Regions from separate parts of the Mus musculus genome. Here region 2 is linked to region 1. Evidence: chromatin contacts called from ENCODE Hi-C or POLR2A ChIA-PET data. All regions are on one chromosome and are shown on one strand. The core of a region is the stretch at or near the end of the contact, and the rest is flanking DNA. Distances in the headings are between cores, read along the strand shown. Region 1 holds the start of Rdm1 (RAD52 motif 1). Region 2 holds the start of Arl4d (ADP-ribosylation factor-like 4D).

Region 1 (2,700 bases), core at 170-2,669:
CAAATTCCTTAAAGAATGACTGGCAAGCAAATCACCTCAGGACCTGGAAGTGGGTGATCTAAGATAGAAAAAGGTCTTGCATCATGTATGGACGTAGAGAAAATTCACTTGGGGTCACTACTAACTGCAGTTCTCAGATTTAATCAAGGTTCAAGGGAGAAGAAAAGAAAAGCAATATGGGGGCTGGTGAGATGGCTCAGTGGGTAAGAGCACCCGACTGCTCTTCCGAAGGTCCAGAGTTCAAATCCCAGCAACCACATGGTGGCTCACAACCATCTGTAACAAGATCTGACGCCCTCTTCTGGAGTGTCTGAAGACAGCTACAGTGTACTTACATATAATAAATAAATCTTAAAAAAAAAAAAAAAAAGCAATATGGATAAGAATAAGAAGCTGGGTCAGCAGCAGGTTGATACATCAAAAGTGGCCAATCAGAAATTGAAAGGACAGGTGGTGGAATTGAGAAACATGGTGAGATGTGCTGAGGCTCTGGGGGAACGGGTTCTATGTTAATATGGAATGAAGGCTACAATGTACTAAAGGATGCTTTCCCCACCTCTGGAACCTGAAGGAAGTTCTATTTTACAGTGATGACAATAAAGCATCCATTATATTAAAACTGGCAGTTGGTCAAACACATTTTAAGTCCAAATAAAATAGAAAATGTTTATAAATAATGTAAATAATAAATGTAAATGTAACATACGACATGGGATTTTCATTGGAACTCTTGGGTTTGACCACAATTACTCTCATGATGAACCTTTTATCACCTAACCATCACCTAGGATACCTGAGGCCAGAGGATCAGTGAAAACGCATCTGGAAGCACCGGGTGAATCAGGGCACCACAGAGTCTCTAGCTACTCACTGCAGAACTCGGAACGTTATCCTGAAGCCTGCATTTGCACACACCTTCACTGGTGATGTCTGAAAAAGGGGTTTCCCATCGCAAGCCTTCTGGGCTCTCTGTGCGTCCCGCGAGGAGTAAAACTTGATGATGGCGTAGAAACCAGGACGAGCCACTGCAGCGTTCGGGAAGACTCGGACTGAATACAGAAGGCCAAACTGAGAGAACACTGTGAACAGAGAATGCTGTGGGAGGCCCACCAGTGAGTGCTGACCCCCTACCTCACTTCAAGCCCAGATCCCGCCCTTCTCCGCTGGAAGCACTCCCTTCACTGGGGCTTCATCTAAGGAGGAGACAAGCCCTCGCTGGCTCCCCGTTCCTCTGCGCCCACGCGGGGCCCACGCCTCCTGTCCCCCCACTCCCTTCCCCTGCCCTCTCCGCGCAGCCCCTCACACTTAAGGCTTCGGCTGGGGGCCCAGTGCTCAGATCCCACACCAACAAAACTTTGTCGCTCTGGGTGGGAACTACGAAAGAGATCAACTCCGCCATGGTAAAGCCAGTGCGCCTGCGCAAGCTACTACCGCGAAATTTAAACCCTCACAAGTAAAGGGCGGAGCTTAACGATTTCCTTAAAACTTCCCACAAAGCACATATTTAAAATGTTTCCACCCCACATTAGCTCCAGTGCTACACTCTTTTTTCTTTTTTTTTTTCCTAAGATTTATTTATTTATGTGGTTGCTGGGACCTGAACACAGGGCCTTTGGAAAAGCAGTCGGTACTCTTAACCACTAAGCCATCTCTCCAGCTCTGGCGCAAACGAGAACTCAGTTATCGTGTACACAACCCAATCAGGATACAAACTAACGAAAGTTAAGAAGAAGAAAACACAGACATATTTAAAAAGCTGGACTGCCCTACAATCACCATGCTCTGACTTTAAAACCAACTTTACTCCCCAGAGGGGGTGCACCGTTCCTGGAGGTACTGCAATACCAGGTCGATGCGTGGAGTGGACGGAGCAAGCTCCTATTCCAACTCCTACTTCCAAAAATCCATTTAATATATTGTCCTCGGATAGAGGACGTATCAGATATTAAACTGATAAGAACAGATACTACACTTGATCTTAGCCAAAAGGCCGAGAAGCGATACCGAACTACGCCCACACGCCCCATACACTCAACACCGACCACACCTTTAATTCACAGTCACCAACCAACCGACTCAAACATGCAGCCAACACAGACTCTCCTCTTCATTGAGTACACCACCTTTACGCCACGAAAAGCCTGTAAGATTCAAGGAGGCCGAGAAGTTTTGGTTGCAGTTTTTTGTTTTTGCTCCCAGAGTTCCACAGAGCAGTTATTTGCATGCCCCGCCCAAGCGCGCCGAAAGCTCGAACCTGGACTGCTTTTTCCGCTTCTGCGCTGTAGAGCGCAACCGGGGCGCAGAGGGGACGTATTGACCTTTCCCTGCGATACAACCAGGTTCTTCTTCGCAGTCTTTCAGACCACACCCACAACAAAAGGTCCTTGAGGAAAAGGGGCCTTTCGATTTTCTGCTTAATTTATTAGTTTACAGGCGATTCCGCTAGGCTCCTCCCTAGGATCAAGCAACCAGCTTATGGTGCTTCTTCAGGTGTGGTGATAACGACTGCTTCACCACTCCAGCTCTCTCTGTTCCCACGTGTTCCTTGCGGTCTCTGGCCCCAGCCCCCATTCTCTCCTTCTCTGTCCCCTGCTTTCTCTGCCCTCGTGACTCTGTTCCCCTCTGTCTGCCTATCTGTTCATCTACCTCAACCCCTTCTCCAAGCCCTCCCTCCCCTCTCTTCCCCCAAATAACTCCCCA
Region 2 (2,700 bases), core at 200-2,699, 38 kb before region 1:
TTCTGGCTTCCTCTAACCTCTCAGTCTCTGCAGAGTCCACCACAAACACCAGTCCATCTGTCCGGCGGGTGTAGGAGCGCCACAGTGGCCGAAGCTTCTCCTGACCCCCAACATCCCACACTTGGAAAGTGATCCCACGGGAACCCCCCAGGGGCACGCGGATCTTCTCAGTATTAAAGCCCTTGGTGGGGACGCTCTGGACAAACTCCTTGAACTTGAGACGGTAAAGAAGGGAAGTCTTCCCCGCGGAATCCAACCCAATGACGACGACATGCAGGGCCTGGAAGTGCGGCAGAAAGGACGAGGCTGTAGGGGCCATTTCAGTCAAGTGGTTCCCCATGGTGAGCTAGGGTGCAGGGTGGACCTCAGGAGTAGGTCTGGGACTCCAGCAGAGGCCAAGAAGAGGAGACCTTAAAACGGCAGGTAGCACAAGCTGGGGTGTCTAAACAAGGCCAAAAAAGAAACGAGAAAGGTTTAGAATAAACGAATTTGCAACTTTTGGGTCCTTCCCCTAAACCTGCACCCTACCCTTCTAAATATTCCTTTTATTAAAACAAGGTTTGCCCCAGCAGTGGTGGAGCACACCTTTAATCCCAGCACTTGGGAGGCAGAGGCAGGTGGATTTCTGAGTTCGAGGCCAGCCTGGTCTACAGAGTGAGTTCCAGGACAGCCAGGGCTACACAGAGAAACCCTGTCTAGAAAAACAAAAAAGAAAAAAAAAAAGATTTTTAAGTGCCTCTTTTTCCAAAGTAAAGAAAAAATATTTTGTGCGTGTGTGTAAGCCACTCACAGCTTGAGTGTTAAAGTCAGGACAACTTACAAGAGTATGTGGGTCTCAGGAACCAATTAGGGTCCTCATGTTTTAGGGTAGGCGCTTTTAAACCATCTCCAATGCCTTTCTCCTTCCCCTCTTCTTAAAAATAAAAAATAAAAAAAGTAGCTACAGGTGTAACAAGGCGTGCTCCTGTCCCAGGGACTCCTAGGAGAGGCCCTGAGGTCAGAGAAACTCTCGGGCACTAGGATCTTCGAGGGTGCGGATCTTGCAGGCAAGATCCGAAGTAAGGTCGTTTCCCTGCACCCCTCTCCGAGATTGAGAGAAAGCAGAAGCTGTGCTCTCCACTCCCCAGAGGAGAAATCTCGCATGAAGGAGGCGGTCGGGCAGTGTGCCCAAAGTAAGAGCACCGATGTGGGTCGGGCTCCCACAAGCACCGCATACCCACAACGGTGGCACGCCCCTGCGGGCGCTTTGACCACCACCACACGGCCCTGCAACTCTCCAGCCAGCGGTCGACGCCCGCTCCCCTAAGCCCCGCAAGCCGGCGCCTTTGCATGGTCCAGACACCCTCCTTTACCTTCAGCCAGCCGCACTCTCCGCGAGCCACGCCAACCAGACACCGACTCGTCGCGTCTCAGCCACAGCGGACTTTGCAGTGCCGCTGCTCCGGTTCCTCGTTAAAAACCCTCTCGTGACGTCACACGACGCGGCCCAATCAGCGTCCCGGAGGCGGGGACTGAGCCAGCCTCTGCAGCCCCAGCCTGGAAATGGAGAGCTCGTTCTATCCGGAACCGCTTTATTTTAATCTTTTCTACCTTATTCAGTATTTGGAACAGAGCCTGGAACTCATTAGGGCTGGGAGGTGGGACAGACTAAAGGAACAGGCGTGGCTGCGCCTGACGAGAGCATGGAACGGAATGTCTAATAATGACACTACCCCATCCACTTGCCCTCAATCCGGCTGCCCCCCCCCCATACTTTCCTTCCACCTAAAGATCTGCTCGAAGAGATTCTGACATGTTTTCGTATCTTACCTCATTCAGTAGTACTCATTCAAGTCACTGTCTTCATCTAGTTTGCAAAGCAGTATTTACCTGGAGCTCTGATACAGCTGATTCATAATACTAAGCCCATTTAATGTATATAGGAGTACGGGGACGCTGACACACCAGAAGAGGGCATCGGATCCCCTTACAGATGGTTGTGAGCCACCATGTGGTTGCTGGGAAATGGATTCAGGACCTCTGCAAGGGCAGCAGTGCTCAGTGTCAGTTAAGCCAGTGGGTCAGTATATGCCCATGTGTTCAGTAGGAAATGTCAGATCTCCTGGAACCAGAATTAGAGACAGTGGTGACTGCCTCATATGGGTGCTGGGAACCGAACCTGGGTCCGCTGGAAGAGTAATAAGTGCTCTTAACCACTGAGCCATTGCTTCAAGGGATAAGGGGGTGGGGGGAGTATTTTTTGAGACAGGGTCTTTCTATATAACCCTAGCTATCCTGGAACTCACTATGTAGACTAGGGTGGCCTCATACACAAAATAATCCACCTGCCTCTGCCTTTAAGATTAAAGGCATGAAACCAGGCAGTGGTAGTGCATGCCTTTAATCTTGGGAGGCAGTGGCAGGCAGATTTCTGTGTTCGAGGCCATCCTGATCTACAGAGTGAGTTCCAGTACAGCCAGGGCCACACAGAGAAACCATCTCGGGAAAAAAAAAGGAAAAAAAAGGATTAAAGGCATGAGCCATCATATCCAGCTATATTTGGTTTTTTTGTGTGTGTGTTTTGAGATAGGAATCTCATTATGTAGCTCAGGCTATCCTGGACATCCTAACAATCTTTGGGCCTCAGCTTCCTGCATATAGAGCATGGAGGACCCCATTACCTCACAGTAGCATGTTAGGGACTGTTGTCTGTTTCTTACA

What was found. A loop is a pair of places that touch in the nucleus more often than their neighbours do. ChIA-PET counts read pairs that join two places held with the same protein, here RNA polymerase II (POLR2A).
Region 2: POLR2A ChIA-PET joins it to region 1 with 16 read pairs in embryonic stem cell. The contact joins the promoter of Arl4d here to the promoter of Rdm1 in region 1. A Hi-C loop is called at or near these places in 5 of 37 maps with a recorded cell type or tissue (gastrocnemius, heart and left cerebral cortex). POLR2A ChIA-PET finds 5 or more read pairs at or near these places in 5 of 5 experiments (Patski and embryonic stem cell).

What each region holds. Positions count from the first base shown.
Region 1 is chr11:101,626,668-101,629,367 of GRCm38, reverse strand. Rdm1 (RAD52 motif 1) reads right to left here and starts at 1,419. Exons shown (of 7, transcript NM_025654.2): 1 at 1,304-1,419; 2 at 916-1,095. The coding sequence starts at 1,399. LOC115487916 (a small nuclear RNA gene) reads right to left here and starts at 2,002; the gene lies at 1,812-2,002.
Region 2 is chr11:101,664,290-101,666,989 of GRCm38, reverse strand. It overlaps Arl4d (ADP-ribosylation factor-like 4D), which reads right to left and starts at 1,449. Exons shown (of 2, transcript NM_025404.3): 1 at 1,353-1,449; 2 at 1-442. The coding sequence starts at 340.